Linked DNA regions of Homo sapiens: all the other regions are linked to region 3. The links are chromatin contacts, found by Hi-C or POLR2A ChIA-PET in ENCODE. All regions are on one chromosome and are shown on one strand. The core of a region is the stretch at or near the end of the contact, and the rest is flanking DNA. Distances in the headings are between cores, read along the strand shown.

Region 1 (4,580 bases), core at 448-2,947, 230 kb before region 3:
GCAATACCTGCAGGGAGGTCAGAGAAGTCAAGGAAGGCTTCGTAAAGAAGACAACACCTAAGTAGAATGTTAAAAAAAAAAAGTCGTAGTTTCCAGGTAGACAGAAAGGGCCAAAAGGTATTCCTAGCAGTGGGAAAACCATTTACAAAATCAAGGAGCTGGAAGGGGCCTATTTGGGAACCCCCGAGGCACTGAGCATAGCTGAACCACAAATGGAGGCTGTGGGGGTGAGAAGGTGGGTGGAGAGGAGGCAAGATTAAGTAGGGTCGGTGGAGGGCCAAGCTAAGCCATACGAGGAGCCCAGGAGACAAAAACCACAGAGACCAGGCTGGCCGACCCCAAGCAAGCCTGCCTCATGGGTAGGCTCCCCTGCTGGGGGCAGGAGGATGGTAATAAGGACCATAGCTCCCCACAGGCCCATGTGGGAGATTCAGGTAGAGAAGTGACCACCCCCCACCTTGTGATTGACAGCAAGTCTCCACTCTTATTTTCTTCCCAAAAACCTCTGGCACGCACAAGGCACACATCAAATGCACAGATGGGAAAACCGAAGCAACAGAAGGTAAACATTTGCCTACATCTCAGAATGAGTTCATTGTGGATTTGACCCAGGAACTCAAGGTCCTGATTCCCAGCATGGAGATCTGTCCCTGAGCCAGAAAGCTCTGTTCTTCCTAGGCTTGCATACAGTGATGGTGAGAGATCTCACGGGCAAACGGGGCACACCTTTTGCACCCCTCCTCCCTAGGCCGCTCCTTATCAGACAGGTTTGAGGGGAAGTTCCCAAACTGCCAGAGAGAATCAGCACTTCCCAGTCAGGCTTTGTTCCCTCCTGGCTGTGGTCATCCGTTTGGGGTAACCCCAAAGAATAAATGCTGGAGAGGTTTATTTCCCCCAACAATCCAAAGAGCAGGGGCCCCACCCTAGAGCTCTCTATTGTCAGGTGGGTGTGGCAGGGCACTCAGGTAGTAGAGATGATGGTGGCCTCCTCCTTGGCCTGTGAACACTGGTTCCTGGAAGTTCAGCCACTTAACAGAGAAATTTGAAAAACAGAGCTTGAAAATAAACCCAAACAAAAATTCATGAACTCCAGCCAGCATACTCACTCTCAGGTGGCTGGGCAGGTGTGAGCAAGGATCAGGCCTTCGGACACTGGGAGGTGTTGCCCCAACATCAGGAACCAGTTCACACAGACCAGAAGCCATCCCAGTGTCCCCGCTCCCACTATGCTCTTCTCCAATGTTGGGCTGTGAGCTCCCTAAGGATTTTTCCAACACCTCTCAGTACCTCTGTACTGTCCCTCAGGAGAATTATTCCAGAATATAGAGTCAAGTAGAACAATCTCCCCAGATAACCTGGAATGCTCTCTCCAGCCTAAGGACAGAGCATGTTTTTTTTTTTTTTCTTTCTGCCTTGGCTCCCAGGAGGCTTCTAGTCACATCTCTTGCTGTATGAGCCCTTACAGACCATATATTTGCTGCCTCCAACTTTCTTCAATCCTTGTTTATAATTTTTTGTTGTCTTAATCTGGACACATGGCATCATGTATGTGCAACATCTCTACTCCATGTTGGAAACAGGTGGCAGGCAAGTCAACAATCTAGTTTCACTCAGGAAGGAGAGGTCACAAGTGCAATCCGGCTAGCATTTTGGGGCTGTGGGAAATCCCCTTTTGATCACTCCCCTTTGTCCCCAAGTCCCCTGAGAGCAGAAAGCAAGCTGCTTCTCTTTCTTCTCCTCCCTGAAACAGGAGGAACTTGAGCAGCCCCCGGGGCCCTCCTTCCTCTCTTGCCCTCAGACTCAGCTCCCCTGGAATATTCTCCCAAGTGAGAAGAAGGAAGAAACAGTATTTCTCTGGGTATAGTGCTGTGGGTGGAGGCCTTTCTTTACTTTCCAGGGAGGAGAGGTACTGGAGAAATCAGTTTCTGGAATTTAACAATCAGGAATTCAGCCATAGGTAACTGCAGTATTGCTAAATTAGACTTTCTAATTTATCCAAGCAGCTCTGGGCAGACCCAGAGTCTAGAGGCTTTAGGGAGAGGCAGGAACAGGAGGTAGGCAGTGGAGAATAGTGGCTAAGAGTGTGGTTTGACAGTCATGTGGACCTGGGTTTGAATCCCAACTCTGCCACTTACTGGTCGTCTGACCCTTGACAAACCACTTTGTCTCTCGGAGCCTCATTTTCCATCTATGAAATGGGGAGAATAACAGTACCTGCTTCTCCAGTTGTGAAGAGGCCAAGAGACAGTGCCCCTATGGAGTACACTAAGTGTGCCATGCAGGGGGACTCAGGAATCAGCAGGGCCGAGCTGACAGCAGTAGTGTCTTGTGGAAGAGGGAGAGAAAGTGTGTGTGACCCCAGAGTTCCTCGCTGACAGCAACGCGGCCCTGGGCAGTGGCCCTGTTCCTTGTTTCTCCTCTGAGTAAGGATTGCTGACTCCACACAGCTCTCTGTCTTCAGCAGCAGGGCTTCCATCAGATCTCGAGGAGCTGTTTAATAACCACAACACTTCCAGCCATTAACAAAGATAAAGACAGCATTGGAAAATTGACTTTTGCCTGAGCACAGTAAGTACGAACCCAACTAAAAATCATAACACATGCTCCCAAACCCAGTTCGATGACTGTGACACGCTCCCACCCCCATCCTTCGCCGCCTCCCCCACCCACCAGCTGCCACCAGCCCCTTCTGCCATGGCCATGCTGGTCTCCTTTTCTCTGCCTCCTACTGTCAAGCCTTTTTCACACTAAAGTGCCCCTACCTTCAATGGCCCTACCACCCAGTAAAATAAATGCTGCTTCTATTCCAGGAGCTACTGGGGAAGTCCCTGGTTGACATCTAGGGCAGTGTTTCTCTAAGTGTCATCGGTGGACTGCACCTGCATTGAATTACCCCCCAGGCTTGCTAAGATGCAAATGCCTGGGTCCTCCCCGTGACCTAATGAGTCAGAATCTCCATGGGGGCGCCAGGAATATGCATTTTTAGCAAGCTCACCAGGTGCGGCTGATGCACCCAAAGCATGAGAATCCATGATTTCTCTTGAGTCCCTTGCTGAGTGCCAAAGTCCAGCTAGGACCAGACCTGGAAAATTCACACGATAATGTAATCGAAATATCATAAACTCTCCAAGTAGCCCCAGCAAGACTCAAGGGATCTGGATTCTAGTCTTGGCCCTATACCAATAAGCTGTGTTGCCTCAAACAAGTCACCTCTCTTCTCTGGGCCTGTTTTCTGGCTTGTAAAAGGAAGAGCAGAGGCTTGGGGGTCTCTGGGGCCATCCTGCTCCAACATGCTTGGAATTTCACTCAGGATAGGCACCTTTATATGACTGCCATTGTGGGAAAAGAGAATGGGGAGTTGACAGGGTTGAGCCCAGATGTCCAACCACTGCCTAAGAGGGCAGTTAACAGTTGCTGTTGCCAGGTTTGATGGTTCATGCCTGTAATCCCAACATTTTGGGAGGCTGAGGTGGGTGGATTGCTTGAGCCCAGGAGTTTGAAACTAGCCTGGGCAACATAGTGAAACCCTATCTCTACAAAAAAAAGTTAGCCAGAGGTGGTGGCACATGCCTGTAGTCCCAGCTATTTGGGAGGCTGAAGCAGGAGGATGGCTTGGATCCAGGAAATAGAGGCTATAGCAAGCTGAGATCGCGTGCCACTGCCCTCCAGCCTGGGTGATAGAGTGAGAGCCTGTCTCAAACAAACAAACAAAGAAAAGAAAGCAAGGTTAGTATCCAAGTGCCCTGACCTAGTAGGGCATTATGAGGAGGAATCCCAGTGTCTAGGCTGTGGCAGAGTCAGGCAGGGGCAGTCTGGAGTTGATCCCTGGGGATAGGTGTGGTACAGGGAGTAGGTCTGAGTGTCAGAGGTCCAGCCTGGTGGACTGGCTCAGAACCAGGCTCTAGGGCCCACAGAGATATCAGAGAGCAAATGGGAACACCCAGGCTTGGGGGAACAACTGCAACTCGAGGGAAGGGGGTGTCCCTGGCTGGGTGTCTGCATTGCACAACTCCAGGGGGTGCCATCCTATAGGATACAATGTGGATGCCCTCTCTAGAGTTGTGCCACATAGAACAACATGCTAGGACTAGGCACCAGGGGCACCCCCAAGCATCCTGGATCCTGTACTTAGGGCAGCAGAACCAGTCTAGGCCCATTCACTGCTTTGGCCATCTGGGGCATAGATAGCAGTTGCAGAAAAGGAGGTTTCCCTACTCCTCCTGGTTGGAAACTGGAGGCCTGAGCTTGGTCCACCATGGCCACAGGAGGTGGGGGTGGGGCGCAGACAGCAACAGGCTCAGCAGGAACTTTCCTCAGACCTGCAATCTGTTCCCAGGAATTGCAGGCGGCCCCCTCACTTTGCCCTCTGGGTCCAGGCTGCCCAGCCCCTCCCTGTTGACTCAGGAGCACTGCCAACAAAAGGGAAGGGCCCAGAGAAGGTTCCGGGCCATTCAAAGGACTGGCCAACTGGGCCTAGAAGACTGGCATTGTTTTGCTAGAAGAAATGGTTGAGAAACAACTTAAGAACCCCTGAAATTTGGAGGGCTGCTGTCCAGATTGCAAAAACAAACAAGATTCGG
Region 2 (4,550 bases), core at 1,567-4,066, 170 kb before region 3:
CTCCCAGGTTTGTCCATCATACAGCCTGTTCTTGCTAACAAGGCGATAATGAGGTGCCAAGTTGGTTTCCATGACCAGAGTAAGACAAGGTTGGTTTTGTTTTTCCCAGAGAAGTCAGCTCTATTTTCTAAAATTGCATTCTGGGCAGGAGGGAGCTCTTAGTAGAGATTCCCCTTTGCCACTGAAAGGACACGTGAGGAAGGGCTTTCCAACTAGGAAAGCCAGCCATGCTGGGTATTTGCAGGTCAGCCATGGGAAACCTGTCCTTTTCAGAGTATGGCCCAGGTTACAGACGTTAACCCATTCAGATTCCTCAAAAAATAAGAAAACTAACCAGGTTTTCTTCTTAATTTTTGCTTTGACTAGGAAATTTTCATCATTCCCAACTTTAGTCAACCTTGAGTAGAAGTGATTTCACATGAATCATCAGAGCTGAGCACCTGCTTTCATCCAAACACCCTAGACAAAGAAGAAAAAACACATCATACTATTTTTAAAGCCCTAAAATTCTTAGCCTGCAATAGTTAATAACCTGAAATTGAGGTGCATATAGTAGTGATCATATTTCTGAACCAAAAATTGGGGTGCATGATCTGACACCCCTGGAAGCTGGAACTGATGTCTCCTGCTGTCTTCCCACTCCTTAGTTTGTCACTTTTATATCACTCAGCACATCCTGTGCCTTGGGTTAAAAATAATTGCGTGCGTGCCTTTCTACTCCACCAGACATAAGTTCCACAAGAGAAAGGAGTGTGTCTTGGAGAATCTTGTATTTCCTCAGCACACTGCCTCCCACTTTATGGGCACAAAGTAATTGCCGTGAACAAAATGAAGAAGGAAGATAAGGGGTATGGCTCATCAGAATCTGGTGGCTTTGAGGCAATATGGACACCTCTTTTATGAGTACCCAATTCTGTGGAGAAAAACCCACAAACAGCTCAAAAAGGACAATCTAAATACACCCAAGAAGCAAATAAAACTAAACCTACAAGCAGGTACAAAGTCACCTTCCTAGGTCACTATCTACAATTTCCCACTCCAATGCAGGAGCTTCAGTACACTCTTTCTCTGTCTAAGTTCAGGTTTTTAAATTGAGTGGATAATCCCTGCAGTAGGCTGAATAATAAAAATGTTCACATTCTAACCCACAGAGGCTGTGAATATGTTATCTTACATGGTAAAGGGGACTTTGCAGACATGATTGAATTAAAGATCTTGATTATCTGAATTTCTGAATTTAATTTGGTATGCCCAATGTAATCACAAGAGTCCTTCTAAGACGGAAGCAGGAGGATCAGAGTCAGCGAGAAGATATAAGGATGGAAACAGAAGTCAGAGAGGAGAGAAGATGCTTTGCTGCTGGCTTTGAAGATGGAGGAAGGGGCCATGAGCCAAAGAAATGCAGGAAGCCTCTTAGAAACTAGAAAAGACCAGGAAACAGATTGTCCCTTAGAGCCTCCAGAAGGAACTAACACCTTGACCGTAGTCCAGTGAGGCTGGTTTTGGACTTATGGCCTCCAGAACTGTAAGATAATACATGTATGTTATTATAAGCCATTAAATTTGTGGCAATTTGTTACAGCAGCAATAGAAAACCAACACAATTCCCAAGACAATTAGATGCAAAAGTGGCTTCCACTAGAGAGGCGGTGGTAGGTGTAGGGGCTGACTGGACCTTGCTGGTATGAATTGATCCCCCCAGAGTACAGACCATCTGACCAAACATCCAAAGACCCTCTGGGAATGTAGTCAGGGGCCAATTCTGCACAAATAGGGGCCCAAGCAACGTGTCTCAGACCTGGCCAGTCCAAGAACCACATCCCTCTGGCAACAGTGATTGGCTCATGGGGGAACACTCTCGGATACTTTGTTAGAGCTATCAGGCATGATTCTCTGTCATGCCATGGTTGCTAAATTGTTGTTAAGCCATCACTTAATGACAGCCTGCTTGAGAATAAAGCCAACTCAGAAGATGCTGGCCTGAAGACAGAGGTACAGGCAGCTCCTTGATGACTTCCTAGGAATGCCTTGAGCCAGCTTCTCCTGAATCCACCCTGTACTTTGCTGGACATGAAGCAATGCATTTCCTTTATTTGCTTAAAGAAAGCCAACCTACGTAAACCACGGGCATTTAACCATCTTTTAAAGACGGTTCCTGTCTGTGGCCCACATTGACTTGAAGGTTCCTGGTCACCCTCCAGTTTCCTCTGCAGGAGTGGACTGACTGTGAGGACCCAGTAGTTGGAGCTACAGGGTCACTATCATCATCATAGGGAGAAAAGAGGATTAGAAGATAAGGAGTGGGCAACTGCTGAGAGAGGAGGCAGCAGGCATGGGGATGGGATTTGAGGGATCCAAGAGAGTCTTAACATCTGGTTGGTGAACCAGGACTTAAAGGGCTGTGGAATAACAAGGACACAGCTGAAGTGCAGTAGAGTGAATGTGCGTAGATGTATCAGCAGGCTCTCTCCTGGTAATGTCCAGCCATCCAGAAGCAGGAGCCAAGAACCACAGCCCAGAGCATGGTAGTGCCTAAACTCATGCACCGGCCACATCTGCAATAAGCACAATATCTTCCAAGATAACCAGTTCAGGAATTTAAATTCACTTCCAGTGCAACTGGCTGAGTGGTGAATGCGCCATTTCTTCTTTTGTGCTAAAATATAGAAAGTAATCGAGGTGAGAGGGCTGATGACCAGGCAAGAAAATATTTTCTAGGTATGACCACACTATAAAGGTGTGGCCAAATAAATGCAACGCTGAAGGTCAGATCTTTAGAGCAGAGTTGAGAATTTATGATCTTTCCATGTCTTTATGACACATTCTGCTAGTGTCAACACAGGAGAGACTTAAAGCAAAGAGAGGATTAATGTCAACTTAACTAACAAGAACTACATTATAGTTTTCCTTCCTTCTGAACCATTTTTCTTTAAAACATTCCTTATTTATGGTATTTTGGTGGGAATTTCTTTTTAATATTTATCTTTCCTAGATCAAAAATTCTCAACTCTGCTATAATGCTTTCAGAAGCTAGGTCAGAATATGAACTAGAGAGGGACATTCCTGAATGTCAGGTTACAAAGGTGACAATGACAACACAACAGTCATATTGGGGCTAAAGTTCAAACTCTAGCTAGTGATCACACTTTAAGAGTGAGCTGAGGCCTTACAGACAATTTAGTTTAACTCACTCATTCTACAGACAAAAACAAAACAAAACAAACAAAAAGAAAACAACAAAAAACAAACAAACAAAAAACCGCAAAAGCCAATGAAGTTGGCGTCCTCTGTGAAACCGCCTAAGTCACACACCGAGACAGAGAAGAGCTGGGACTGGAATGCAGGCTGCCTCTGTCCTCAGGGCTGATGGAGGTAGCTGTGGTCGGATACACGCCTATCAACATATACCAGATGAATTCTCTCTTTGCAAGGAGAAGATGAGGCCACACACCTTTTGGATAGTGCTCTTTCTTGATAACAATAGGGCTGCTGGGTCTTCACTAGCTTGGCCTCTGTGACTAATTTCGAGACTACTGGGTCAATGCTGCTATTCTGTGTTTGGGCCTTAGCCATGACATTACCATATGATGATTCATATCACCATGACACCTCTTGGAATGATTCATAACAGCAATATAATCCTATCATCTCTCTTTTGTTTTGTGTTTTTCAGTTGGTGTGTTAATGAGTGTTCTCACTTCATTAGCTGTCTCATCTCCAGAACAGCCATATGGACAGCTAAGTCAAATATGACCATTTCCAGTCTATAGTAAGAAGACTGAGACCAAGAAAGATCAGATGAACCGTGTGAGGTCATCCAGTGAATAAGGGACTTGACTGGGACTTGAAGGAGGGTTTTTAAACTGTAAGGCCAATATTCTATCCTCTGTTTACACGTTCATTAAAGGGAGCTCCAAAAACCACATTTCTGGGCCTACTTCCTTTGGGCCAGTTAAACATGAGTTTGGGTTAGTTAAACATGAGTTTAACTAACATGTTTGGTATCAGATCCCCGGGCTTTCAGTCCACTGTGCTCCGTACGTCGCTTATCAGGCAGAGCACAGTCTCAGAACCAGGGGACTATGCAGTCACAATGGGGCAGCTGGTGGGTTTAGAACTGACACGAGAGGCCTGCCTTTCATGCTGGACTTATTAGAACGGCTCAAAACCTGCCAAAGAGAACTGATCCTGCAGCAAATGCAGAGAAAATGATACACATTCTGCTAGTGTCATCACAGGAAAGACTTAAAGCAGAGGATTAATGTCAACTTAACTAACGAGTCCCATAGTATAGTTTTCTTTCCATCCTTCTGAACCATTTTTATTTCTTTGAAAATATTCTTTATTTTTATAAAATGAGGGTATGGTATTATAGGTGAGAATTTATTTTTAATATCCATATTTGGTTTTTTTTGAAAATTTTAAAATACAGAAATATGAAGAGGAAAACAAACACTTATGAATTCAGTGCCCATTATCCAAAATGAATAAATGCTACTGTAATGGTCATTTTGCTTCAAAATTTTTTAATAAAAGAATATTTGACAGAT
Region 3 (4,071 bases), core at 283-2,782:
ATGAAGATTGAGAAAGTATAGAGGAAAAAACTGCTCTGAGGAGAAACAAGTAGGGCTACTGCAAGAAAGGACTGTGATGGCTGATATTGTCAAATTGATTGAATTGAGGAATGCAAAGAATTGTTGCTGGGTGTGTTTGTGAGGGTGTTGCCAAAGGAGATTAACATTTGAGTTAGTGGATTAGGAGAGGCAGACCCACCTTCAATCTGGGTGGGCACCATCTAATCAGCTGCCAGTGCAGCTAGAATAAAACAGGCAGATGGAAAGAGCAGACTTCCTGAGACTTCCAGTCTTCATCTTTCTCCCGTGCTGGATGCCTCCTGTCCTCTAACATTGGACTCCAAGCTCTTCAGCTTTTGAACTCTTGGACTTATACCAGTGGTTTGCCGGGGGCTCTCAGGTCTTCAGCCACAGACTGAAGGCTGCACTGTTGGCTTCCCTACTTTTGAGGTTTTGAGACTCTGACTGGTTTCCTTGCTCCTCAGCTTGCAGACAGTCTATTGCGGGACTTCACCTTGTGATCATGTGAGTCAATACTCCTTAATAAACTACCCTTCATATATACATCTATCCTATTCCGTCCCTCTAGAGAACCCTAATACAGACTGCAAATTTTGTTAACAAGATCCCATTAAACAGCTGCTGCATACCTTTCTAAGCAGCAATCCAACCTGTTGCAAGCACTAGGTACCTTGGCTAAAAGCATCCAATTACTGAGCTGCAGTTAACACGTAGCTCAAACTCTTGCAACAGAGAAATCTCAAGAATGTCACACCTTGACCATCTCATTGCTCCTGGAACTCTACTCTAAGAAACTAGAGTTTGAAAAACTAGACTGAAAAAATGGAGGGGTTGGCATGTGTCAAGGGCCCCCTCTAGTGGCTCTGGGAAAAAAGTGAAGTAATTACTGGGAGACAAAGCAGCAGCCCAATGATGAAGAAAGCCTCAGCCTTATCTACCTTTGCAGCCATCATTTCTAATTCTGAAGTGGTACGATAGATTCCTGTGTTTGAAGACCTCTCCTAGCAAAGGCCTCTGCCTCAGAAGTGTCAGGGACCTTTAGTACATTATACCTTAACTGCCTCTGTTAACTTAGTCCCAAATGATTTGCCTTAAACCCGTGTCCTTCAATTTTCTATGGTGGTGGGTTTTTTCCACCCATATGTAGTTCCATGTTTCCAGCCTTTACCGCCATCATTGTTAATTACTGAATAATTTTAGGTGTATATTTATAAAGCCAAAGCAGGACTTGTGATCACTGTACACTTTAATGTTTGATAATCAACTTTCCAGGCACTGATCTGAACACACAAGTATCCATGAGATAACATTCAAACCTTAATGTCTCTTTCCAATAATAGAGTTATACCAACCAATGTGAGGACTTGAGAGAGGAAATAAATCCATGTGCTTCTTGCAAACCTAATCGCTAGGCTGCCTCATGTCCCTGAGCAATTACTGGCTGCCACAAGGGCTCTTACACCCAGGAGACTCTGTGTCTAGGAAGGGGAGAGTGAGTGCCACATGGTGGCAGATTTATGGAGCAACGCTGGCATCTTTCATGCAGAAGACTGGCAGCCAGGAGTAATCCAGTCCCCCTAAGACACTGAGATAAGTGATCAGAGTGTACCTAAATAAGTGCAGTCTAAAGAAAATAGGAGGAGTGGGGAGGCAAAAGGCAAAGAAAACCAGAGATGGTGAATTGTGCCCTTAAAATCTGTTTCTCTGTGTCATGTGGAGGATCAATCAACACTGTACTATCTCTCTCCCATTTTCATAGTTAACTTGGGAGAAAAAAAGAGCTAATGTATTAGAGTCTGTCCTGCTTGCGAAGGAAAGCCAGGACTTGGTTCTGGCTCTGTGGGTTATTAAGCTGTGTGTGCTCATTTATTCATTTGGGTCACTTACCTAATCTGGGCTTCAGATTTCCTCGTCTATAAAATTAAGGTATTAAACTAAAAAATTTTGTATCTCTGGATCTAAATATATCCTTCAAAGTCCTAACTTAGAAAAAGTGGAGATATGAAAGCCACTTTATTTTTTTGAGATAGAGTCTCGCTCAGTCGCCCAGGCTGGAGTGCAGTGGCACAATCTCAGCTCACTGCAAGCTCTGCCTCCCGGGTTCACGCCATTCTCCTGCCTCAGCCTCCCGAGTACCTGGGACTACAGGCGCCCGCCACCAGGCCCGGCTAATTTTTTGTATTTTTAGTAGAGACAGGGTTTCCCCGTGTTAGCCAGGATGCTCTGGATCTCCTAACCTCGTGATCCACCCACCTTGGCCTCCCGAAGTGTTGGGATTACAGGCGTGAGCCAACACGCCTGGCCGAAAGCCATTTTTAAGACACGTTTTGTGAAATCTGAGCTCTTGCCAAAATAATATTCCTTCTAGAAATGTTAACCACTTTATCAAGAATTACTTAATGTGACCAAAATAAAAGCTGTAACACTTCTAGGCAATAGGCAATTGAAACAGATTCTGTTCTTACTTTTCCCGGATGAAAAGAAGAATTGTTTCTTCCAAAAGATAAAACTAAGGAAACAAGGATATCACTGTTCAATCTTCACACAAAAGGAGAGGATAATTTCCACCTAATTACATATAATTTTAAAACAAAAAAGGGCCAGCTGCAGTGACTCACACCTGTAATTCTAACACTTTGGGAAGCCAAGGATCACTTGAGGCCAGGAGTTCGAGACCAGCCTGGGCAAAGTGAGACCCCACCCCCATCTACTTAAAAAATCAGAAATCAGCCGGTGTGTTAGCACACACCTGTAATTCTAGCTACCTACTTGGGAAGGTGCCCTGAGAGGAACCCTTGAGCCCAGGAGTTGGAGATTGCAGTGAGCTATGATTGAACCACTGCACTCCAGCCCGAACGACAGAGTAAGGCCCTATCTTCTCTTTAAAAAAAAAGAGAAAAAAAAAAAAAGAAAAAAATACCAAGTAGGGAAGGAAAGATCCTCCTAACTTTTAACAGCAGGCTAACACTTTGCTGTTACCATTTAAACTGCATTAATGTGCAACTGGTTCCATTTGCACTTCCCTCCATTTAAGATAGCTGACTAAGCATAAATACACAAACCTGGATTATCAGTGTTCCAGGATAAGGAGATACGCCTAAGTAAAAAGATACAGAATGAATATTATTTCGTAAATATAACACTTTTTTTTTTTGAGACAGGGTCTTGCTCTGTTGCCAGGCTGGAGTGCAGTGGCATGATCATGGCGCATTGTAGCCTCAACCTCCCAGGCTCGTGACCCCTTCCACCTCAGCCTCCCAAGTAGCTGGGACTACAGGTGTAGCCACCAAACCCAGCTAGTTTTTAAATTTTTTGTAGAAATCGGGTCTCACTACATTGCACAGGCTGGTCTCAAACTCCTGGCTCAAATGATCATCCTGCTCCAGCTTCTAAAAATGTTGGTATTACAGGTATGAACCACTATACCTAGCAGAATTTTTAAGAAAATGATTTCTTAAATCTTTAAGACAGAACATAATCTCTGCACCTCTGTGGCAAGCACCCAACAACTGGAAGCTGTATCCTGTGTAAGACCATTTGCTGGGTGATAGTGAAATCTGAATACTGTTCACTTTACTTAAACACTGGTATTCTCCCTTTGTGGGAAGCTGAATCAAAGTACTAGTCCTTTTATTAAGAGAGTTTTGGTTTTTTTTTTGTTTTTTTTTTTTTTTGACGGAGTCTCGCTGTGTCTCCCAGGCTGGAGTGCAGTGGTGCGATCTCAGCTCACTGCAACCTCCACCGCCCAGATTCAAATGATTCTCCTGCCTCAGCCTCCCAAGCAGCTGGGACTATAGGCCCGCATCACCTCACCCGGCTAATTTTTAGTAGAAACAGGGTTTCACCATGTTGGCCAGGCTGGTCTTGAACTCTTGACCTTAAGTGATCCGCCTGCCTCAGCTTCCCAAAGTGCTGTGATTACAGGCACCGAGCCACCGCGCCTGGCCTAGATAGTTGTTAAAAGAGAAACACCTTTTAAGAATTAACTAAATATTTCCAAAGACCCGTTTGCTATTGCTTTTTTTTTTTTTTTTGAGATGGAGTCTCGCT

What was found. Hi-C counts contacts between places; a loop is a spot of excess contacts on that map. ChIA-PET counts read pairs that join two places held with the same protein, here RNA polymerase II (POLR2A). Pooled maps may share reads with other maps.
Region 1: a pooled map shows a loop between it and region 3 (6-fold over the local background). The contact joins two enhancer-like sites. A Hi-C loop is called at or near these places in 2 of 37 single-sample maps with no recorded cell type and 4 of 50 pooled maps. POLR2A ChIA-PET finds 5 or more read pairs at or near these places in 3 of 52 experiments (GM12878, WTC11 and activated T-cell).
Region 2: a loop to region 3 is called in a map with no recorded cell type, with 13 times the contacts of the local background. The contact joins two enhancer-like sites. A Hi-C loop is called at or near these places in 1 of 168 maps with a recorded cell type or tissue (gastrocnemius medialis), 6 of 37 single-sample maps with no recorded cell type and 15 of 50 pooled maps. POLR2A ChIA-PET finds 5 or more read pairs at or near these places in 2 of 52 experiments (OCI-LY7 and activated CD4-positive, alpha-beta T cell).

The regions. Positions count from the first base shown.
Region 1 is chr10:110,840,313-110,844,892 of GRCh38, reverse strand. No RefSeq gene overlaps it. Among named protein-coding and RNA genes, the nearest start is that of PDCD4-AS1, 28 kb to the left of the region's middle. RefSeq lists enhancers at 996-1,155, 1,516-1,565, 1,716-1,775, 1,786-1,855, 1,926-1,985 and 2 more. Within about 2 kb of position 1,697, at least 10 of the 41 ENCODE cell types and tissues checked have a DNase peak (open chromatin) inside an H3K27ac peak, as active enhancers do.
Region 2 is chr10:110,773,362-110,777,911 of GRCh38, reverse strand. All of the region lies in intron 1 of RBM20 (RNA binding motif protein 20), which reads right to left. Among named protein-coding and RNA genes, the nearest start is that of PDCD4-AS1, 95 kb to the left of the region's middle. RefSeq lists enhancers at 3,150-3,339, 2,230-3,429. Within about 2 kb of position 2,816, at least 4 of the 41 ENCODE cell types and tissues checked have a DNase peak (open chromatin) inside an H3K27ac peak, as active enhancers do.
Region 3 is chr10:110,607,277-110,611,347 of GRCh38, reverse strand. No RefSeq gene overlaps it. Among named protein-coding and RNA genes, the nearest start is that of RBM20, 35 kb to the left of the region's middle. RefSeq lists an enhancer at 1-91. Within about 2 kb of position 1,532, at least 2 of the 41 ENCODE cell types and tissues checked have a DNase peak (open chromatin) inside an H3K27ac peak, as active enhancers do.